Linked DNA regions of Homo sapiens: region 2 is linked to region 1. A link is an interaction called in ENCODE POLR2A ChIA-PET data of the cell type or tissue named here. Cell type or tissue: Panc1. All regions are shown on one strand. Links, peaks and the distances in the headings refer to the core of each region. The heading gives the core; the rest is flanking DNA. Region 1 overlaps TMEM156 (transmembrane protein 156). Region 2 overlaps TMEM156 (transmembrane protein 156).

Region 1 (8,412 bases), core at 1,314-6,313:
AAAAAAAAAAAAAAAAAATCAAAGATACCAATAAAACGAATTTAAATAAAATACTTAAGTACTTTAATAGCAAAACGTTTCCTTTGATTCTTTTGGCTTTCATATTTGTTATAGCCATTGTTAATGTCAAGCATAATTATAGTTACTAATAACAATAAAAAAGCACATATAGACAAGAGGGCAGCTCTTGACATTAAAATATAAACATGCTTTTCCAGAGTTAAGGTGGAACTTAATCTCCTGGCCATCATTATATGGCTACAGTTGCTTATCTGAGTTGATTTACAGGATTAACTGCAGGGTCAGATTTAATAATCAGTGATGGGGTTGAGGACACGCTGCCCCAAAATATGGCACCTTGGCAAACTGAATTTTTTAAGCTGAAGGATTTGAGAAAATGGCAAATTTTAAGTGGAAATATTACTCTGACCTTCCTTTGCCACCTTTCTCCCCGGAAGCAGGTAATAAAACCTTTGCTGACCTTCCTCTAAAACACATCATAGGACCCTCATGTGAGAGGTGCTCTTCCTGTATCCACAGAGGAAAGGCAGTTCCCTATCTCCCAAGACACAGGGACCCAGAGGAGAATCTGAACAAACGGGCTCTGCTAAGTTTCCCTCCATTTATTCCTATTAGATCTAGTACTCTTTTTGCCTGATCATATTTCTGCAAGTGTCTCTCCATTCTTCATCAAACCTACTACTAAAAACACTCAAGTGTAACTGTTTCCTCTGATCTTCACTTCCTGAGGATGGCCCTTGTGTTACGTAGAACTTGTTTAAATAAACCACTATGTTTTTCTCTGGTTAATCTTTTATTATAAAGGATTCAGCTCTGAATTTAAAAGGGTAGGAGGAAAAGATATTTTTCCCTTCCTACATAAGCAATCTAACAGGCATGAATATTCCAGCACACAGAGGTTTTTTTTTCTGGTATTCGATTATTTTTTCTCTAGATCACAAATTGAGATTCTAATTGTAAAATTTAGAGATTGAAGATTTCGCAAACGGAATTACAGTAGTCTCACTTTTTCTGGTCTGTGTATCCCTAAATAATAGGTGAGTCAAACTCAGGTCTGGGATTTTTCAGCGGTAGTGAAGGGGCATTACACCCTGTGAGGTATGGATATTATGCAATTTCTCAGAAGCCAAATTATTGTTTCCCTACACACCACCTCTTATGTTCTGACCAATGACTTAGAAATCAATGAGAACTTGGCTTGCAAAAAGCAAACATAAAGCTTCGAGTCCAGTTAAATTGTGGCAGCTTTCAGGAAGCTAATTTCGCCGATTCATTAAAATAATCGACTTTTAACAGATACTGTGACGCACGCAAAGATGTAGATGGCCTACTCTGCCTACAGAGAATTTACACTCTGGCAGAGGAGACAGGATGTGTACACCACTGGTGAAAATACTGGACACAATACGGTAAGCTAAGTGTCAATTGCAGGATGCATGCTTCCTGCTGAGAATTTACAAGCCAATAGGATCACTTCCAGTTGGGAGGAATTAGGGCAGGCTTTTGAGCAGGGTTTTGAAGATGGCTTTTCCTGATTCTCAGAATCACCAAACCTCTCAAATAAACACGTTCTCAGCCCCCATAGCCCTTTTCATACCTGTTACTTTGTCATTATTTTTGTGGTTACGAATTAATGTCTGTCTTCCCCTCTAGACTGGAAGCTGCATGAGGACAGGGAACATGTCTGGTTCTGCTCACCATAAAATCCCCAGCAGCTGGTAAGGTGTTTGGCTCACAGTAGGTTCTTTGTAAATATTTGTTGGGTAAAGCACTAGGCCGGGTGCAGTGGCTCACACCTGTAATCCCAGCACTGTGAGAGGCAAAGGCAGGAGGATTGCTTGAGGCCAGGAGTGTGAGGCTGCAGTGAGCTATGGTTGTACCACCGCACTCCAACCTAGGCAACAGAGTGAGACCCTGTCTCTGAAAAATTAAGAAGACCTATTTATCGAGCCTTCACTCTACACCTGGCATGGGCCCCGTGTACTCTCATTTATTCCTCACAATGATGCCTTGAAACAGGTGTCATTCTCTCTGAGGAAGCTGAGGCCAAGTGAAGCTCACCAATCCTATTGATTGATATTCTTCAGTCTTAGGTTGGTCAGGCTGCAAAACCTGTGCAGCTTCTACAATCTGCCTTGTGGGGTAGAGACAGGGCAAAGGGAGCAAAATGGATGGAGGGCGTGCCTGAGAGAAGTGGCTGCGGCTGAGAGCACTGTCAAAGATGTCTTCAAGGAGCGCAAGGAGGCTGGGTGAACTGGGCCCTGGAAGAAGACATCTCACTGGAGTTGTTATGTGGTCACTGGTTCTGTGTGCCTCCCCTAGCCTGGTAGTTCTGTCCCCCTCCCCATACAACTGGCCCCAGTAAAAACCAACCAGTGGTCCTTGGTGCCTGGTATGATTGAAGGCTTCCCATTGACACCACTAGCTTTTCGTGTACCCTGCTTTCCAGTTGGTTCCAAACTTGACCTTGACCCACCCATACCCCCTCCCTATGACCTGTGGCTTAGTCCTGTGTTCGTGGCTCTCACTGCAGGCTTTCCTCCCCAGCTGTAAGCCACACTCACCTCCTTGACCTCTGTGTCCTGCTAAGCAGCCAGGTCCCTAGCCTGCCTTTCAAAGGATTCAGGTGTAGATTGAAGAGGGAGAGAGGAAACATGGCACCATGCAGGAGTCTTTCAGTCATTAAGCACACAGTGGAATTAGAGTGACAAAAAGAAGAGATAGAAGAGAGGATATGGATGGAGAATTGGTGGTGCTTGGTAAGTGATTTGATGCAGGGGTGATAGGGTAGGCAGAGAAAGGAGGAGAGATGAGACACACATGACAACCTTCCAGACTCCCGTGTGCAGAAAATAAATATTGCCCAAACTTATAGCTAGTTTTTAGTTTCTAGAAGAATTTTTATTTTCCAGGGGATTTCTACCAAACTCTGTACTTTCATCCTAGCCTGAAGTTGGACTCTTCCCTCTCCTATACTTAGTCATCCCTGGATGAAATAGTCATTCAGACCACCTTCTTTTCCCTGCCTTTTTAATGATTGTTACATTTGCCCTTTCCTTTCATCTTTATAAATCCTTTACACGAAAGGCAGATAGGCCACCTTGTCCATGAAGTTTCCCCTGCTCACCCCAGATGGAACAATGTCTGTTGTTTCTGTGTTTTTCTAGGATTTAGTCCTCTTATCATGGTACTTCTCACATCTTGCCTTGTACCACAGCTAGTTGTATTCATTTCTCTTTCCCTACCAGACTGTGAGTGAGAGAGGGAACCATATCATCTCCAGCTTCTGAGTCTCTGATGATAGGTACTCACTTCTCTCCAACCTGCTTCTCCCAAGCAATAGTCATCTGGGTTAATGGAGTTAGCCAGATGTTGGCTGTAGATTCAGGTTATCTGTAAGGGGATGGAATTGGAGGCCCACACATCAGGGCCTTCTAGCCCAAGGATAATGTTCTTTTATAAACTTGGGGGCAGGTGTATGAGAGTTCATTGGGTCACAATTCTATATAGCTTATATATATTGTAAAATGAACTTTAGTACCTACTTAATATTTAGTAAAATAAAATTCAAAAATAGACAAATATTGTACTGAATTGCATCCATCCTTACCTTCTCCTTCTGTCAGTAGAGAACTCCTGTCTGTTTCTCTCTCTCTGAACTATCTTCCTTTCCCTTTCTGTCAAACATTGTGGAATAAAGACTTGGACTCAATTTTCTGACACAGTTTATTCTCATAATTTGACTCCATTTACTTCCTTCTCTGTCTCCTTGTCTATTTTACTTCTTTTTCTGTCTACATGTTTCTTCACCATCTCCAACTATTTGTACTATTATGATGGATGGCAATCTTAGGATAATGAGTGGAAAGGAGTTCTTAAGTTTTGAAAATTTAAGTAAGGTGTATTACCAGATTAACCTAGAGCCATGAAAACTAAAATATACATTTAAAAAATCTTCTGTGAACTGGGAATTATGTACTTTGGTAAAGGTTCTGAATAGACTTCTTTTTTTTAAAAGAAGACATAAGTATATGAAAAAATGTTCAACATCACTAATCATCAGGGAAATATAAATCAAAACCATGCTGGGGTATCATCTCACTCCAAGTCAAATGGCCATCCTCAAAAAGACAAAAAATAACATAAATGCTGGAGAGGATGCAGAGAAGAGGAAACTCCTGTGCACTGTTGGTGAGAATGTAAATTAGTACAGCCATTATGAAAAATAGTACGAAAGTTTCTTAAAAAACTAAAAATAGAACTACCACACGATCCAGCAGTGCTATTACTGGGTATTTATCCAAAGGAAAGGAAATCAATATATCCAAGAACTACCTGCACCTCAGTGTTTATTACAGCCCTATTCAAAGTAGCCCAAATATGAAACCAACCTACAGATCCATCAATGGATGAATGAATAAAGAGAATGTGGTACATATATGTATTAGTCTGTTTTCACACTGCTAATAAAGACATACCCAAGACTGGGTAGTTTATAAAGAAAAAGAGGTTTAATGGACTCATAGTTCCACATGGCTGGGGAGGCCTCACAATCATGGCAGAAGGTGAAAGCCATGTCTTACATGGCGGCAGGCAAGAGAGAATAAGAGCCAAGCAAAATGAGTTTCCCCTTATAAAACCATCAGATCTCATGAGACTGACTTACTACCATGACAATAGTATGGGGGAAATCGCCCTCCTGATTCAATGATCTTCCACTGGGTCCCTCCCCACCATGGGAGCTACAATTCAAGATGAGATTTGGGTGGGGACACAGCCAAACCATATCAGTATAAACAATGGAATACCATTCAGCCACACACACACACACAAATAAAATTCTGTCATTCACAGCAACATGGATGAGCCTGGAGGACATCATGTTAAGGGAAACAAGCCAGATGTAGAAAGATAAATACCAAATGTTCTCACTCATGCAAAAGCTAAAAAAAAACTAGCTTGTAGAAGTAGAGAGTAGAATTGTAGTTATTAGAGGTTGGGAAGGGTAGAGAGAGGGAAGGATAGGGAGAGATTGGTTAATGGTTAAAAAATTACAGAGAGGAAGTCACTGTATAGTCACTACAGGATGGCTATAGTTAACAAAACAGTATTGCATATTTCAAAATAGGTAGAAAAGAGGATTGTGAGGGTTCCCAACACAAATAAATGATAAATGTTTGAGGTGATGGACATGCTAATTACTCTGATTTAATCATTACACATGTATCAAAATATTACTCTATATCCCACAAATATGTGCAATTATTACATGTCAACTAAAAAAAGATAATTCTTCTGCAAATAGTAGAAGGTCCAAGTGAAAGTGATTTAAATGATGAGGAGATTTATTATGTTATCTAATGGGAAATTCTAAATAGGGTGCTTCCAGAGTTGCTTAATTCAAGACTCATCATCAAGCACTCAAGTTCTTTCTTCTCTTTCCTCTTTGCCATCTTCAGATTGTTGGTGTTTGTGTTCATGCTTCCCTTCTCATGGTTTCAAGGAAAGATTATATTAAATGGTGGGGCCATAGCAGCAACAATCATCACATCTTTTTTTTTTTTTTTGAGATGGAGTCTTGCTCTGTCGCCCAGGCTGGAGTACAGTGGCGCGACCTCAGCTCACTGTCACCTCCGCCTCTGGGGTTCAAGCAATTCTCCTGCCTCAGCCTCTCAAGTAGTTGGGATTACAGGCACCCACCACCACTCCTGGCTAATTTTTGTATTTTTAGTAGAGACGGGGTTTCGCCATGTTGGCCAGGCTGGTCTTGAACTCCTGACCTCGTGATCCACCCGCCTTGGCCTCCCAAAGTGCTGGGATTATAGGCATGAGCCACCGCACCCAGCCCAATCATCGTATCTTTACACCTTGATTTTTCTTTTTTAGTTACCTAGGCTGGTCTCGGACTCGTGGGCTCAAACTATACTCCTGCCTCAGCCTCTTGAGTAGCTTGGATTACAGGCATGAGCCACCACACCTATAGCCACAATGTCCTCTATCCAAGTGAAGAAACCTTTACAAGGAGTCTCCTCCATCCCCAGCAGATTTATTCTCATGTCAGAGCATCTAGAGCAAGGTCACAGAGCTACCCTTAAACCACCCAATGGCAGGGGGTATGGGACCATCATGACTAATTACAACCAATCAGGATTAACCTGATTCTCAAGTTGGGGAGGAGAATTGACCATCAGAATAAAAACAGGGCTCTGTAAACACGGAAGAAGAGGAAAATGACTCTTGGGTGCCTCTGTGAATGTTCCTTCTCACATCCAAGGAGATGTGCAAAGACAGAAACAATTTTTTTTTTTTTTGAAATGGAGTCATGCTCCGTCGCCCAGAGCTGGAGTGCAGTGGCATGGTCTTGGCTCACTGCAACCTCCCCGTCCTGGGTTCAAGCTATTCTCCTGCCTCAGCCTCCCAAGTAGCTGGGATTACAGGTGAGCGCCACCATGCCCAGCTAGTTTTTGTATTTTTAGTAGAGACGGGGTTTCACCATGTTGGCCAGGCTGGTCTCAAACTCCTGCCCTTGTGATCTGCCCGGCTTGGCCTCCCAAAGTGCTGGGATTACAGGTGTGAGCCACTGTGCCCAGCCGAGAGAAACATTTAGAACAAAACACAGACTTGTGTTTTTTCCCCCCAGAACAATCTCTTGAGGCATGCGAAGGCTGTTCTGCAAGCATGTGTCATTGTCTAACATTTTGTGATGGGTGGTCACATCTGTGTATGGATACAGTGTTGTCATGGGGCCAATATCTCTATCCAAAGTTACATCTGTTTTCAGATGGGCTGTGAAAATAGTCCATCGATTTTGACTTAGAAAAGTTCTATTAATGTGTGGTATCACAAAGACAGACACAACATTTGTAGTGAAGAGCTGCCCAGTAGTCAGTGCACTTCTCATAATCATACCCCAATGTCCTCTTAGGGAATCACCTCTCACAGGTTGAACAATGTCTTGGTGGGACTATTAATCAAGGGTTCTTGCCCACCAGCCAATGAGTGGCATGTGACTTGAGCTAGACTAATTTGACCCTCTATCTTAGGACTTTGAGTTTTGGATTCAGTGAGGTAAGGGTGGAAAAAATGAAGCTCATTCACTTCAGTAACATAGTTCAGTTATTCCTGCCTCTAAACCCCAAACACATCCCCTATCCTCACCAAACTGCCTTGGTTCTAGTACTAGTCTGTTCTCATGCTGCTAATGAAGACATACCCGAGACTGGGCAATTTATAAAGGAAAGAGGTTTAATGGACTCACAGTTTTCCGTGGCTGGGGGGGGCCTAACAATCATGGCAGAAAGTGAAGGAGGAGCAAAGTCACGTCTTACATGGCGGCAGGCAAGAAAGTGTGTGCAGGGGAAATCCCCTTACTAAAACTATCAGATTCGTGAGACTTATTCACTATCACAAGAACAGCATGGAAAAGACCTGCTCCCATGATTCAATTATCTCCCACTGGGTCCCTCCCATGACATGTAGGAATTATGGGAGCTACAATTCAAGATGAGAGTTGAGTGGGTACACAGCCAAACCACATCAGTTCTGAACCTGGTTCTCCAGGCTTCCCTTTGATTCTGTGGGCTACCAGTGATATTCTTGCAAAAATATCCTTTTCCCGCGTACGTTTCCAGAGTTAGTTTCTGTTGCCTGCTGGATACATTTAACATCTATTTTATTTTATAAAGTCATAGGATGTCAGAGCTGTAAGAAATCTTATAGATCTAGTTCATCTCCCTCATTTTACAGCTGAGGAAGCTGATGCCCCCAGCGGTTGAGGGTTTCACCCAAGATCACATCACAGAGGTTGTCAATGATGGAACTTGGAAAGAAGACAAGGTCTCCTTTCCCTAGGGTAGTGCAGGCTGCTTTTTTCCCCTAAGTCTCTTTTTAGTGTAAAGCACAACTTCTCTTCTTTTTCTCTCTGTGTGTGTTTATCTGCAATATTTAATAGGAGATAGTGACTTTAAAATCCTCATTTCCCCCCCAGACTGACAGTTTGCTTTGTATAGTTTAAAGGCTTGTTTCAGAGATAGACCTCTCAGGGACTTGGTATCTGGCAAAGACAGGCATTAGTTTATGTCCCTATATGGAGCCTTGCTTCTTTCCAGCTATCTGTAAATGTTTATTCTCTTACATGAAATTCATGTTTGGAAAGAAAGTGGTTTGCTCTAGGGAAACATATGGGCTAGAGTTCTGAAAGTGATTATCTACCATTTCTAAGTCTGCCCCTTGTAAGCTGTGTATATTGGGAAAGGATCTCCCTTCACTCACACTAAAGGATATATAGCTGCTCTACATTTTCAGCTGCTTTAGGGTAGCCATAGCTCATGCAACCACTGTAAAAAATAGCCCAAGGTTGGGATAGGAGTTTGGAAGGGAATTTAGAACAGT
Region 2 (16,716 bases), core at 1,149-6,148, 62 kb before region 1:
CCTCTGAAGTCCTAAGTTAAAAATAAAGCAACTTGTTTGATAATTTTTCATCAAGAATGTATCTGAGTCTCTGAGTAATTATTAGTAGGAATATTCCATTATCACAATTACACAGTATAAGCTATTTAGTCTAACTTTACCAAAAAAGGGAGCTACTTCAACACTGTGTGAGACTTTTAATGGGTTTGCATTGGGTATGCACTATTAGCAAGATAACCTATTTTACAGCAGTGTTTTTTAACCTTTCCATTTATTTGAAAGGCAGCTAAGATATAGTAGTTAATATAATGGTTTGATGCATTTATATTACATGTAGATAATGGAGATACAAAAGGGAGTGGTGGATATATTTTGATTCAGAGCTTCTTGCAATTAAGGGAGCTAGCTTACTCCCAAATAAGAAACTTTCCAACCTGTTTTTGTTGGACTTACAGTGTTTAAGACAGAACTTGGCTAACCCTCATGTAAATCCCAGTGATCTTTTATTTATTTATTCTTTCACCTGTGCTAGAAACCTGGGGCTACAAAAAGGAAAGACAACTCTTTGATCAAGGAGTTTTCAGTCGGGAGGACAACTGACTGGCAAACAACTAAATAAAATACAGGAATTAACTGAAACAGGGATGTAAACAAGATGCAATGGAAACATAAGTATTGCTTCCACGTCAGTCTTTGGGAGGACGTTCCTTGTATTTCCATTTGCAAAGAGAAATAAATAATTGTCAGAGTTCAAATGATCACCTAGTATTCCTTCTTACCTGCTTGCAAAAGCACTTTTCAAGAGAAGAAATGATGACGATTATTAAATAAAATATTCTCATATCAGTATATCAATAGTTCCTGAAAGTGGCAATTGCAGTGAGTCACACAAGTGTACTCCCAGTGATTTGTGGCAATACAGGATAAGAATAGCACAGATGAGGCTGGGTGCAGTGGCTCACGCCTGTAATCCCAGAACTTTGGGAGGCCGAGGCGGGTGGATCACCTGAGGTCAGGAGTTTGAGACCAGCCTGACCAACATGGTGAAACCCCGTCTCTATTAAAAATACAAAAAACTAGCTGGGGCCAGGCGCGGTGTAATCCCAGTACTTTGGGAGGCCAAGCTGGGTGGGTCAATTGAGGTCAGGAGTTTAAGACCGGCCTGGCCAAAATGGTGAAACCCTGTCTCTACTAAAAAATTAAAAATTAGCCGGGCATGGCAGTGCACACCTGTCATCCTAGCTACTCTGGAGGCTGAGACAGGAGAATCACTTGAATCCAGGAGGCGGAGGTTGCAGTGAGCCGAGATTACACCACTGCACTCCAGCCTTGTGGACAAAGCGAGACTTCTTCTCAAAAAAAAAAAAAAAAGAAAAAGAAAAAAGACAGAAAGAAAAAGGAAAATTAGCTGGGCATGGTGGTGGCATGTGCCTGTAATCCCAGCTACTCTGGAGGCTGAGGCAGGAGAATCGCTTGAGCCTGGGAGGCAGAGGTTGCAGTGAGCTGAGATCACCCCATTGCACTTCAGCCTGAGTGACAGAGCAAGACTCCGTCTCAAAAAAAAAAAAAAAAAAAAAAGGAATAGTATAGATGAAAACACCTCAGACCTAATTTTATCTGTTTTGACTTCCTCACTTTCTTTTAAGAGCCAAACTGACATAAACTCTGTTTACCAGCTTTCATTTCCCCTTCTCTTTCACGCTTTGTGAAGGAAATGGTGGTATAATGAACAGTGAAATTGAAGAAAACAAAGGATAAAGCAACTATAGGATAAACTGACATAATATGAGCATATGTTCACAGTGTTTAAGTCTATATTATAATGACCACCACATCAAGGGTAATTGCAATTAATTTCCTGAAAGTGTTATTCTAGTTCTCAAAAATGAATGCTCTTTTTCTTATTCATAAATATTTAATCAGTAATCCCCAATAAGGCCTTATGACTATTTAAACAATTTTTTTATTTTAACAAATACATTTACATGTGCCAGTAATATGCCAAGTACTTTGACATATATTTTACAAAATAATAATTCACAGTAATGTGTCAAATATTTCTACTCATTCATGGCGCAGCATCATTCTCAAGAGAGAATGTTCTGAAAATCTTTAGAAAGAAGGAATAAAACTAGATGGATAAATGTACTTTGTGGTAAGATTTTGCTTCTTTTTAAAAATTTTTATTTATTTATTTATTTTTGAGACAACAGCTTACTTTGTCACCCAGGCTGGAGTGCAGTGGCGTGATCTCGGCTCACTGCAACCTCCAACCCCAGGGTTCAAGCCATTTTCCTGCCTCAGCCTCCCGAGTAGCTGGGACTACAGGCACGCACCACCATGTCCAGCTAATTTTTGTATTTTTAGTAGGGATGGGGCTTTGCTATGTTGGCCAGGCTGGTCTTGAACTCCTGATCTCAAGTGACCCACCCGCCTCAGCCTCCCAGAGTGTTGGGATTACAGGTGTGAGCCACCACACCCAGCCAGATTTTGTTTCTTATTGAATTTTCTGAATCATTACAATTTTAAAATGGCCACTAATGGACACAATATTTTCATATATATATTTTAGGCACTAGGTGTTGGCAAAAAAATGTGTTAAATATAACGCTTTTCATCACTTTGACAGAACTGGCTTTATTCTCTAATCTGTTAGGTTGCAATACCTACCAACAATCCTTGCTTAGGGTGCTTTCTAACTGCTTGTCTCATTGTTTTGGTGGATAAATGCTCCCTTAGTATATCTCTTTTTTTTTTAATTTTTTAAAAAAATTTTTTAAGAGAGACAGGGTCTTGCTTTATGGCCCAGGCTGGACTCCAATTCCTGGGTTCAAGTGATCCTCCCACCTCAGCCTCCTGAGTAGCATATCTTTTTTGCTTTAATAGAAAAAAAAGACTTTCTCTAAAACATTCATATGGTGATATATCTTCCCCTTACACTGTTCTGTTTCTTTTCTCCTATCACTTATATTTTATCACCTATATGATTTATTTATTATGCATTTTTTAAAATTATCTGATTTCTCCAAATAGAATGTAAGCTCCATGAAACCGAGGTTTTGTCTGCTTTGTTCACTGATGTGTTTCAAGCAATTAAGAGAGTGTCTGTCATATTAAGGGCACTCAATGAATATCTGTTGAGGGAGCAAACTTGCTGAATCATACTGTTAAGGAAATCAAAAGAAAACCTTGAAGGAGGCATTTCTCATCTGACGTTCACAAACATCTTGTGATTTAGGCAGGCCAAGTGTTATCCTCATATTTTTGAAAGATTAAATTTCATCACAAACCTAGAGATTTTAAGTTGTGCTAGCGTGTGAAATTTATTTTGCAGAATATTTTACTTGAAAGGTATGTGTCTTTTTACCCTGAGTCATTTTCCTGCCATTTTCTTTATCTACAGGGAATTTCATAATATTCATTTGCTTCTCTTATTTTGACAAGTAAAATGAGCAGTCTCCTATGTCTCAAACCTGCCTTTCAAATATTGCTATGGTATGTCGAAAGTTATCCCAAACTTTGCTCCCTGCCTCCAGCAAACATTTCAAATGGTCTTTCCCAAATATCCTATGAATAAATCCGTAGTCCCTTGCTCCTGATCTGGCTGACACTACAGATATATCACCCATACACAATATGATATGTTTTTCCCTCTTTTCTGCTCAATATTACCAGAGAGCCTTCAATGATTGGCCTCCAAATTGAAATATAATCTAGTTTTTGCTATTGAAGTGGATAATCTTTTTGAGTTTATTCCAATCTTTTTTTTTTTTTTTTTTTTTTTGAGACAGTCTTGCTCTGTCACCCAGGCTGGAGTGCAGTGGTGCGATCTCAGCTCACTGCAGCCTCCGCCTCCCATGTTCAAGCGATTCTTCTGCCGCAGCCTGCCAAGTAGCTGGGATTACAGGCGCCCCCACCACGCCTGGCTAATTTTTGTATTTTTAGTAGAGACAGGGTTTTGCCATGTTATCCAGGCTGGTTTCAAACTCCCGAGTTTAGGCAATCTGCCCACCTCAGCCTCCCAAAGTGCTGGGATTACAGGCATGAGCCACCGCACCCGGCCTATTCCAACTGTTAAAGAAGGCAGACCTGTGACCAAAGGAAAACATCATATGTTAATGAATGTCTCTGTAAATTAGGCAGCTAAACCATAAGGTTTCTCCTATCCTGACAGCTAATATTTTTAAATTGCTGAATTATGCTATAGAATAACTAATAATGTGAAAGATTTTTAGAAATAATCGACTATGTTTTTAACAGGCATAATTTACATACGATAAAATGGAAAGATGTTTTTTAAAAAACTTTTATTTTAAGCTCAGGCCTACATGTGCAGGTTTGTTATATAGGTAAATGCATGTCACTGGGGTTTGTTGTACAGATGATTTCATCATCTAGGTATTGAGCCTAGTACCCATTAGTTATTTTTCCTGATCTTCTCTCTCCTTCCACCCTCTACCCTCTGGTAGGCCCCAGTGTCTGTTTTTCCCCTCTATGTGTTCTCATCATTTAGCTCCCACTTATAATTGAGAACATGTGATACTTGGTTTTCTGTTCCTGTGTTATTTTGCTAAGGATAATGGCCTCCAGCTCCATCTATGTTTCTGCAAAGGACATGATCTCTTTCTTTTTTATGGCTGCATAGTATTCCATGGTGTATATAATACCACATTTTCTTTATGGAAAGATCTTAAGTGTTCAGTTTCATGAATTTTGACATTCGTGTGCACCTGTGTAACTACTATCACATACCAGATACAGATTTACATCTCCCCAGTAAAGATTCCTCTGGCTCGGCTGGGCATGGTGGCTCATGCCTGTAATCCCAGCACTTTGGGAGGCCAAGGTAGGCAGATCACAGGATGTCAGGAATTAGAGACCAGCCTGCCAACATGGTGAAACCACATCTCTACTAAAAATACAAAAATTAGCTGGGTGTGGTGGCACGCGTCTATATCCCCAGCTACTCAGGAGGCTGAGGCAGGAAAATCACTTGAACCCAGGGGGCGGAGGTTGCAGTGAGCCAAGATGGCGCCACTTCATGGCAGCCTGGGCGGAACAGCGAGACTCCATCTCAAAAAACAAACAAATAAATAAACAAACAAAAGATTCCTCTGGCTCTTTCCTTTCAAATCTCCTCCAGCATCCCCAAGGCAACATCTGACCTGTGTCACCATAAATTGGTTTTGTCTCTTCTTTTATTTTGTGTAAATGGACTCATCACACAGTAAATATTTTTGGTCTGGCTTCTTTTTTTATTTTTATTTTTTATTTTTTAAACGGAGTCTCACTCTGTCACCCAGGCTGGAGTGCAGTGGTGCTATCTTGGCTCACTGCAACCTCTGCGTCCTGGGTTCAAGTGATTCTCCTGCCTCAGCCTCCTGCGTAGCTGGGACTACAGGTGCCCACCACCATGCCTGGATTTTTTTATTTTTATTTTTTGTATTTTTAGTAGAGATGGGTTTCACCAAGTTGGCCAGGCTAGTCTTGAACTCCTGACCTCAAGTGATTCGCCCACCTTGGCCTCCCACTGTGCTGGGATTACAGGCGTGAGCCACCATGCCTGGCCTGGTCTGGGTTCTTTACTTAGCATGTTTTTGAGATTCATCCATGCTACTGAGTGATTTAGTAGCTCCTATCTTTTTGTTGCAAAGTACTCCATCATATAAATACACAACATTTGTCCCTTTATCTATTGGGTTATTTCAAGTTTGGGCTATTATAAATATGCTGCTATGAACATTATTGTACAAATGTTTGTGTCAGTATATGTTTTTATTTCTATTCAATAATGCTCTAGTTGTGGAATACCTGGGTGTCTTAGTCAGCTTGGGCTGCTGTAACAAAGTGCTGTAGACGGAGTAACTTGTAAACAACAGCCTTCACAGTTCTGGAGTTTGGAAATCCAAGACCAGTATGCCAGCATGGTTGATTCTGATGAGGGTCCTCTTCTGGGTTGCAGAATGCTGACTTTTCTTTGTATTCTTACAGGATGGACTAGTTACCTCTCTGGTCTCTTCTTATAAGGACACTAATCCCATCCATTAGCTCTCCACTCTCATGACCTAATTACCTCCCACAGACCCCACCTTCAAATACCATCATATTGGAATTTTAGGGGTACACAAACGGTTAGTCCATTTCACTGGGTACGTTTAATTTTACAAGAAGCTGACAGATGTTTCTCTAAAGTGGTTGTACTAGCAATATTTCTAGTAGCAAAAAATTCTCATTTTCTCTAGTTTATATTTAATATACTGAATTAATAACACTTAGAATATGTATAGTCAAAGAAATAATCTACATTTCTTCCAAAGTTCCCTGACAACTAGTTAATGAGGTCTTGGGAAAATGTGAGTTGACCTAGAGTAGCCTCTGGTGTGCCTACTATCTGTCAAATAATGAAGATTTTAATTTACATTAAAATTTTATGGAAAGATATTCTACAAATAAGTTTTCACTTATTGGTAGAGGTCAACGGATAGTTGAGATTTCTTTTCTTGCAGTCATACTCTGAAAAATACTCCTGGGACAAAATATCTAAAAATGTGAAATAAAATGTATTTAAAACTTTAGAAATGTAGAGTTAAACTGATAAGACAATAAGACTCCTTGGAGGCAGAAAATGAGTAGGAATTATAAATACGTATGGCTAAGCAAGAGTGAACAAATTTGTGCCTCAGGAGCATTTGCAAATCTCTGGTGGCCTGGAATTTCAGTTTCACTGGGTCATACGTCAGGAGACAGAAGGCAAAGTGTAAGACTGAGATATGACTGAGATACTAAAAAGTGATATGCTCCATAAAACAGTAATCTAGCACAAATTATGTCTGGTTTTGAGGAAATTTGTCTGTCTTCACTTTGGCTATGGGTGGAGAAAGGAAAAAGAGTCCTTTGAGAGTTTATAAACACAGTTGGCCATAACTTGGATGTTGAGAATCATTACCTGTGACGTGTGAAAAGTCCAATCCAGGAATGTAGTTAAAGTCACTTTGGGTTAATGGTGCCATTAGACACTCACCAGAGGAAAACACCAATCCTCTCTGGAGGAAAACATCTTTACACCATTCCTCAAATAATTTCCCAAAGTAAAATTCCAAGGAACAATAGCTATTATCAAAAATGATAAAACACGTGAAGACTCAATGGACAAGAATCAACAGAAACAACAAACAGCAGAATCGGATCTTCAAAGAATTCCGATATTGGAATTATGAGATATAAAATAGAAAATATTTAGCTTGTTTCAGTACAGAAAATATTACATCAAAAAGTATGAGTAAGCACAGAAGAATGTAATCAGACTCATTTCACACCATGTACAAAAACCAATTCAAAATGGATTAAAGACTTGAAGACCTAAACTGTAAAACTACTAGAAGGAAACATAGGGAAAAATATCAATGACATTGTTCTAGGCAATTATTTTTTTGGTTATGACCCATAAAACAGGCAACAAAAGCAGACATATACAAATGAGATTGTATCAAACTAAAAATCTTCTGCATAGCAAAGGAAATGAGTGAAAAGAAACTTACGGAATGAGAGAAAATAGTTGCAAACCATATATATAAGGGTTTAATATCCAAAATATATAAGGAATTCAGACAATGCAACAGCAAGAAAATAACCTGATTTAAAAATGGGCAAAGGATAGTGAAGAGTTATTTCTTTTTTACTTTTTTCTTTTTTCATTTTTTTCTTTTCTTTTCTTTTTATTTATTTATTTTTTTTTGAGACAAGGTCTCACTATGTTGCCCAGGCTGGAATGTAGTATGGCTCACTGCATTCTTGACCTCCAGGGCTCAAGCGGTCCACCCACCTCAGCCCCCTGAATAGCTAAGACTGCAAGTGTGGGTCACCACACTGGCTAATTTTTAAATTTTTTTTGTAGAGACGGGGTCTCACTATGTTGCCCAGGCTGGTCCCAAACTCCTGGGCTCAAGCGATCCTCCTGTCTTGGCTTCCCAAAGTGCTAGGATTATTGGCATCAACCACTGCATCAGGCTGACATTTCTTGAAAGAAGACATACAAATGGCCAATACATATATGAAAAAATTCTCAACATCGCTAATCATCAGGGAAATACAAATTGAAATTTTATGAAAATACAGTGAAATATTATCTCACACCCAAGATGGCTATTATCAAAAAGACAAAATATAGCAAGTGCTGGTGAAGATGTGGAGAAAAGGGAACCCTTGTATACTGTTGTGGGAATGTAAAATAGTACAGCCATTATGACAGACAGCATAAAGGCTCCTCAAAAAATTCAAAATTAGGCTGGGTGCGGTGGCTCACACCTGAAATCCCAGCACTTTGGGAGGCTGAGGTGGGCAGATCATGAGGTCAAGAGATCGAGACCATCCTGGCCAACATGGTGAAGCCCCATCTCTACTAAAAATACAAAAATTAGCTGGACATGGTGGCATGTGCCTGTTGTCACAGCTACTCGGGAGGCTGAAGCAGGAGAATTGCTCGAACGGGAGGTGGAGGTTGCAGTGAGCCGAGATCATGCCACTTCACTCCAGCCTGGTGACAGAGTGAGACTCCATCTCAAAAAAAATAAAAAAAATTCAAAATAAGAACTACTAATAAGGCACAATGACATGCACCTGTAGTCCCAGTTACTTGGGAGGCTGAGTTGGGAGGATCGCTGGAAGCCAGGAGTTTGAGAGCAGCCTGGGCAACATAGTAGGATCCTGTCTCTTTAAAAAAAAGTAGAACTACCATATCGCCCAGCAATCCCACTCCTGGTTATATTTGAAGGAAAGGAAATCAGTGTGTCAAAGGATCTCTGAACTCCCATATCCACTGCAGCATTACTCACAATAGTCCGGATGTGGAATCACTCTGAACTCCCATATCCATTGCAGCATTACTCACAATAGTCCAGATATGGAATCAATGTAAGTGTCCATCAGTGAATGAATGGATAAAGAAAACGTGGTACATATACACAAGATAATACTATTCCACCTTAACAAAGAAGAAAATTCTGTCTTTTGCAACAGTATGAATGAATCTGGGGGATACTATGCTAAGTGAAATAAACCAGGCACAGAAAGAAAAATGCCACATGATCTCACTATATATGGAGTCGTAAAGAGTTGAACTCACAGTGGCAGAGAATAGAATAGAATGATGTTTACCGTGGACGACAGGGTGGGGTGAGGGGAATGGAGAGTTGTTGGTCAAAGGATACAAAATTTCATTTAGACAGATGAATAAGTTCTGGAGATCTATTGTATGGCATATTGACTATAGCTAATAATAATGGATTATATACTTGAAAATTGCTAAGAGAGTAAATGTTCTCGCCACACACAAACGAAAATGGTATGTGAGTGATGGATATGTTATTAGGTTTGATTTAATCACCTAACAATATATATATCTCAAAACATCACATTGTATACCATAAATATATATATAATTTTTGTTAGTTAAGTATACCTTAATAAAACTTGGGGAAAGGCACCTGAAAATATATGAAGTTTAAAGCAAAATGTAAGGTACTGTGATTGGGAAAATAGCAAAAATAGCAACAATTCGTACACACAAAGTTAATAGGGAGGACAAACAGAGTCGTTTATTCCCCCAGCCTAAAAATAATATAAAACAAATATGTGGGGAGATCCAATGCTCTGCCACATTTTGTGATTCTAAAAAACAATATGAGCAAGGAACAAAGACTATTAAAAGTTACCAGGCAGATTTGAAAAAGAACCAACTGGAAGTTCTAATTGTGAAAAATATAATAAATTAGAAATGCAAGGAATGAAATGAACAGATTAGATGCAACTAAATAATGAATTAGTGAACTGGAATAGAGATCTAAAGAAATTACCTAGAACATAGCACAGAAGTTAAGAGACATGGAAAGCAAAGGGAGCTATTTCTAATCAAAGCTGCAAAGGATAGAAGAAATAGAATAGGGTAAAGGCAATATTTGAAGAGACAATGGCTAAGAAATTTACAGAATCATTGAAAGACGTAAATCCTCAAATTCAGGAAACCCACAAATCCCAAGCAAAATAAGTGATGAGAAATTCTGCAGAGCATGAAAACTGAAGAGGTTTTTTTTTTTTTTTTGTTTTGTTTTTTTAAGATGGAGTCTCGCTCTGTCGCCCAGGCTGGAGTGCAGTGGCGTGATCTTGGCTCACTGCAACATTTGCCTCCCAAATTCAAGTGATTCTTCTGCCTCAGCCTCCTGAGTAGCTGGGATTATAGGAGCCCACCACCACACCCAGCTAATTTTTGTATTTTTAGTAGAGACGGGGTTTCACCATGTTGGCCAGGCTGGTCTCGAACTCTTGACCTAAGGTGATCTGCCCACCTTGGCCTCCCAAAGTGCTGGGATTACAGGTGTGAGCCATCGTGCCCGGCCAAGAGATCTTTAAATAACCAGGGATAAATGCAGATTGTCTTTAAAAAGTTTAAAGGAACAATAGTCTGATAGCTCATCTCTTGAAAACAACAATGAAAATCAGAAGGCAGTGAAAAATGCCTGCAAAGTGCTGAGGCAAAATTTTTGTTGACCTAGAATTGGTGAGATGTATATTTTCAGGTAAACAACACAGAGAGTTTACAATCATCAGACCCTCAGTGAAAGAACTTCTAAATAATTAGCTTTAGGAGAAGGAATGTAATCCCAGAAGGAAGGGCAGAGATGCAAGAAGAAATGGCAGGGAAAAAAACCTCAACAACAATTATAAACATGTGAGTAAATCTAAACAAATCCTGAAAATATTAGATGCATAAAATTTAAAAACTCAACTAATTTGTATGTCAGTGAAAAAACAAGATAGAACCAAAATGCTGTATAAAAGTAACCTTTAAGTCAGGAAGGAGATGATCCGAGTTAAAGTATCCTAAGACCCTTGTATTGTTTGAGAGAGGTTAACTGTTGATTGACTTTAGGCTTTAAGAATGCATGTTAAAAATTACTATGGTAACTACTAAAATAATAGAAATATAGTATCTAACCTCACATAACTAAAGGGAAAAATAATGGAATGAGAAAAAAAAATCACTGAATCAATTTAACAGCCAGAAAGGCAAGAAACAATAGAAAGCATGGTACAAATAGGAAGCATTAATAATATGATATAATTAAATCTAAATATACCAATGATCCCAGTAAATGTAAATGGGCAAATCTATCCAGGTAAAAAGACAAAAAATTATCAGACTAGATTAAAAAAGCAATTTCCGGAAATATGCCATTTAAAACAGACCTATCTAAAGCATTAAGATAAAAGTGAAAAGATGAGAAAAATATACGGAACAAATAGTAACTGAAGAAAGCACATGCCATGGTATTAATGTAAGATTTTAAGATTAACATCATTACTAGCAATAAAGAAGGTCAGGATATATGGATAGAAGTTTCAATTCACAAGAATATGCATCAATTCTAAATTTATATGCCCCAACAAAGATAGCTTTAAAAAGACAATTATAAATCCATTATTTAGTGGGAGATTTTAAACATACTTCCCAGTCATAAAATACAACCATGTGAAGAATAGGAATATAGACAATTCAAACAATTCAAATAGCTAGTTTTATCTAATGGATGTATTTAGAATATTGAACTCAACATCTGGAACACATATTCTTTTCAGGGAATAAAAATACATACTTGGGCTGGGTGCGGTGGCTCACACCTGTAATCCCAGCACTTTGGGAGGCTGAGACAGGTGGATCACGGGGTCAGGAAATCAAGACCATCCTGGCCAACACGATGAAACCCCGTCTCTACTAAAAAAAATACAAAAAAAATTAGCCAGGCGTGGTGGCGGGCACCTGTAGTCCCAGCTACTCGGGAGGCTGAGGCAGGAGAATGGTGTGAACCTGGGAGGCGGAGCTTGAAGTGAGCTGATATGGTGCCACTGAACTCCAGCCTGGGAGACAGAGCGAGACTCTGTCTCAAAAAAAAAAAAAAAAAAAAAGAAGAAATACATACTTGATATGGTTTGGCAGTGTCCCCACCCAAATCTCACCTTCAATTGTAATAATTCCCACTTGTCAAGGGTGGGACCAGGTGGAGGTAATTGAATCATAGGGTGGTTTCCCCCATACTGTGTCTTGTGATAGTGAATAAATATCATGAGATCTGATGGTTTTATAAATGGGAGTTCCCCTGCACAAGTTCGCTTGCCTGCCACCATGTAAGACATCTCTTTGCTCTTCCTTCATCTTCTGCCATGATTGTGAGGCCTCCCCAGCCATGTGGAACTTAAGTCCATTACACCTTTTTCCTTTATAATTTACCCAGTCTCGGGTATGTCTTTATTAGCAGCGTGAGAATAGACTAATACAATACCAGACTATAAAAACAAGCCTCAATACATTTCAAACAATCTTTAATATACTTCTCTGACTAAATGAAATTAAATTAGATTCTAGTAACAAAAAGAAAGCTAAAAATAGGTAATATATTTGGAAATTTAGAAAATTCACTTCTAAATAACCTATAGTTGAGAAGAAACTATAATGGAGAATAGAAAATACTGTAACTGAATGATTAAAAAATACTATCTGTTTAAACTTATGCAATATTACCAAAACATATAACTTTAAATGCTTATACCTAAAACATCAGAAAAAGAACAATAAGATAAACCCAGAAAGTAATGGCAGGAAATAATAAACACAGGAGCAAAAGTCAATGAACTTAAAAGAATAGATACAGAAAGGATCAATAAAATCACAAGTTGGTTCTTTCTTTCTTCTTCTTTTTTTTTTTTTTAGGCAGAGTCTTGCTGTGTTGCCCAGCCTGGAGTACAGTGATGTGATCTCAGCTCACTGCAACCTCTGCCTCCCGGGTTCAAGCAATTCTCCTGCCTCATCCTCCTGAGTAGCTGGGACTACAGACTCACACCACTATGCCCGGCTAATTTTTTGTATTTTAGTAGAGATGGGGTTTCACCATGTTGGCTAGGCTGATCTTAATCTCCTGACCTCGTGATCTGCCTGCCTTGGCCTCCCAAAGTGCTGGATTACAGGCGTGAGCCACCACACCCAGCCAAGCTGGTTATTTTAAAGGACTATTTGTATGGATAAACCACTGGAAAGATTCATATGTTAATGTATTAGTCCATTTTCATGCTGCTGACAAAGACATACATCATTTATAAACAAAAAAGAGGTTTAATGGACTCACAGTTCCACGTGGCTGGGGAGGCCTCATAATCATGGTGGAAGGCGGAAGGACTTTGTACTTGGTGGCAGGCAAAGAGGGAATGAGTGCCAAGCAAAAGGGGGTTTCCCCTTATAAAACCATCAGATCTCATGAGACTGTTCATGAGAACAGTATGGGAGAAACAGCCCCCGTGATTCAATTATCTCCCACTGGGTCCCTCCCACAACATGAGGGAGTTATGAGAGCTACAATTCAAGATGAGATTTGGGTGGGGACACAGCCAAACCGTATCAGTTAATTTCTTAGGGCTGCTGTAACAAATGATCATAAACTTAGTGGCTTAAAATGACACAAATGTATTGTCTCACAGTATAGGTTAGACATTCAACAGAGGTATCCCCGGGCTAAAATCAAGGTATCAGTAAGACTGTGTTCCTTTTGGAGGCTCTAGACTAGAATCCATTTTCTGGCTGTTTCCAGCTTCTGGAAGCTGTCTGAATTCCTTGGCTTGTGGCCTCCTTCCATCTTCAAAGCCAGCAATGGCCTGCTGAGTCTTTCTCATATTGTATCACTCTGACATTGACTCTTCTGCTACCCAATTCCACATTCATGATTACACTGGATCCACCCAGATAATCCAGGATAATTTCTTCATTTTAAGATCAGCTGATTAACAACCTGAATTCCATCTTCTGCCTTAATTCCACTTTGCCATGTTATGTAATATATTTACAGGTTCCAGGAATTAAGATAGGGACACTTATTCTGCCTGCCAAAACTGAATAATAAAAAAAATGAGAGAAGGTACAAGTAACTAATGTTAGAAATTAAAAAGGGATATAACTACAGACATAGCAAAATTAAAGATGTAATAAGAGGATATTGTGAATAATTTATGTCAATAAATTTGAAACACAAAGACACATATCTAGGAAACTTACTTAGGAAGCAATGGAAAGCTCAAGAGTTTTACAACAATTAAAGAAACTCAGTCCATGGTTTTTAATCTTCTCTGTTTCAGATGATTTTCACACTAGTTTCAGATGATTTTCCAGGCAATTCCTGCCAAACTTTCAAGAAACAGACCAAACAGATAAATGTAATTTTATGTAATTTTTTTCAAAGCATAAAAAAGAGGAGACATTTATTTATTTCTTTTTTAAAAAAAGATGAAAATTTTATTTACTGGGAAATTCTTGCTGATTTTTTTTTTTTTTTTTTGAGATGGAGTCTCACTTTGCTGCCCAGGCTGTAGTGCAATGGTACAATCTCCGCTCACTGCAACCTCAGCCTCCTGGGTTCAAGAGAGTCTCCTGCCTCAGCCTCCCGAGTAGCTGGATTACAGGTACACACCACCATGCCCAGCTAATTTTTGTATTTTTATTAGAGACAGGGTTTCACCATGTTGGCCAGGCTGGCCTCAAACTCCTGACCTCAAGTGATCTGCCCACCTCCGCCTCCCAAAGTGCTGGGATTACAGGTGTGAACTACCACACCTGGCTCTTGCTGATTTTTGCATAGGGATGTGACAAAAGCAACATCAGAATTTATTGTGATTCTATCTACAGAAACTGGAGAAGATGATTTCATTGGTTCATTAAACCCCTCAATGTCTTCTACCTGCCCTTCCTAACCTTTACATTCAAAATTATCTTCCTGCCTATATATCTGTTAGTCAATCATCTTTCTTCCATTAAGTTTATGAAATTCTTCATGACATGATATGGACTTTGACAGTGCTGTTTTTGATGTCGTAATACATGGCAGATTGACTCGTGATAATATCACTTATAGCTTATTCAGGGGTCAGTAAACTATGGTCTTTTACAGCCTCTTTTGTTTAAAATGGTTGGGAAATAAAGAATATTTTATGACATAAAAATTATATTAAACTTGAAGTTTAGTATCCATAAATAAAGTTTTATTGGAATGCAGCCATACTCATTTTTATATGCATTTTCTGTGGCTGTTTTCATCCTATAAGGTGAGAATTGTGTAGTTGCAACAGAGACCATATGACCCACAAAGGCTAAAACATTTACTAAATGACCCCTTATAGAAACTAAGTTGCAGACCATGGCCTATATATTTACATTACACTACAATTATAAAATATAAGTATTTGACAGTATTTAAACCTTTGGATGAATGATCTTACATAGTGAAATGTATAGGTATATCTACATTACAGATATATCCTCTTAATTTTTACCATTTTTCAGTTGACTGTTTTAGCTTTTTTAAATACACACTTTTGTCTGTAAATAATTATAACAATTGGCCGGGCGCGATGGCTCATGACTGTAATCCCGGCACTTTGGGAGGCCGAGGCGGGTGGATCATGAGGTCAGGAGATTGAGACCATCCTGGCCAACATGGTGAAACCCCCGTCTCTATTAAAATACAAAAAATTAGCTGGGCGTGGTGAGGTGTGCCTGTAGTCCCAGCTACTCGGGAGGCTGAGGCAGGGGAAATCGCTTGAATCCAGGAGGCAGAGTTGCAGTGAGCCGAAATCGTGCCACTGCACTCCAGCCTAGCGACAGAGCAAGACTCCGTCTTAATAAATAAATAAATAAATAAATAAATAAATAAATAAATAAATAAACCAATTATGTCATACTACTCTTTTTTTTTCTTTGTTTTCTTTTTCTTTCTTTCTTTTTTTTTTTTTGAGACAGGTTCTGGCTCTGTCGCCTAGGCTGGAGTGCCGAGTGCAGTGGTAAGATCTCTGCTCACTGCAGCCTCTGCCTCGCAGGCTCAAACCATCCTCCCACCTCAGTTTCCCGAGTAGCTGGGACTACAGGCATGTGCCACCATGCCCGGCTGATTTTTGTATTTTTTTTATAGAGACGAGGTCTCACTTTGTTACCCAGACTGGCCGCGAACTCCTGAGTTCAAGAGACCCACCCACAGTAGCCTCCCAGAGTGCTAGGATTACAGGCGTAAGCCACCATGTCCAGCCTCATACTACTCTTTTCCAACACTTCCAAGCATTGTTTCCTTCACTTCTTTCTTTTTTTCTTTCCTTTTTTTTTTTCTGAGACACAGTCTCAATCTGTTGCCCAGGCTGGAGTGCAGTGGCGTGATCTCGGCTCACTGCAACGTCTGCCTCCCTGGTTCAAGCAATTCTTCCTGACTCAGCCTCCCAAGTAGCTGGGATTACAGGCACCTGCCCCACGGCAGGCTAATTTTTGTATTTTTAGCAGAGATGGGGTTTCACCATGTCAGCCAGGCTGGTCTCAAACTCCTGACCTCAAGTGATCTGCCCGCCTCAGCCTCCCAAGTGCTGGGATTGCAGGCGTGAGCCACCATGCCCGGTCTATTTTTGTATTTTTACTAGAGACCAGGTTTCACCATGTTGGCCAGGCTGGTCTCGAACTCCTGACCTCAGGTGATCCGCCTGCCTCGACCTCCCAAAGTGCTGGGATTACAGGTGTGAGCCACCGCACCCGACCTTCTCCACCTATTTCTAATCAATGTTTTCTCCTAATTGCTTTGGCAGATTTTCCTGGCAAATATTTATAGGGAAAATTTCTTGCTTTTTCATAACTTTGACATAAATATTTATAGTGTTTATCACTAAAAT

Evidence for each region. Peaks named below come from ENCODE experiments on the same cell type or tissue, not always from the same donor. Only the 100,000 strongest peaks of a DNase experiment are listed, where the experiment ranks them.
Region 2: POLR2A ChIA-PET joins it to region 1 with 5 read pairs; 5 of 35 experiments call an interaction of 5 or more read pairs at or near these places.

What each region holds. Positions count from the first base shown.
Region 1 is chr4:38,958,407-38,966,818 of GRCh38, reverse strand. It overlaps TMEM156 (transmembrane protein 156), which reads left to right. Exons shown (of 7, transcript NM_024943.3): 7 at 1-75. Among named protein-coding and RNA genes, the nearest start is that of TMEM156, 70 kb to the left of the region's middle. In Panc1, for the core only: no CTCF peak of the experiment used is centred there; no DNase peak of the experiment used is centred there.
Region 2 is chr4:39,012,393-39,029,108 of GRCh38, reverse strand. All of the region lies in intron 1 of TMEM156 (transmembrane protein 156), which reads left to right. Among named protein-coding and RNA genes, the nearest start is that of TMEM156, 12 kb to the left of the region's middle. In Panc1, for the core only: CTCF peaks have their summits at 3,690 and 3,889; no DNase peak of the experiment used is centred there; H3K4me3 peaks cover 122 bases; H3K27ac peaks cover 3,618 bases.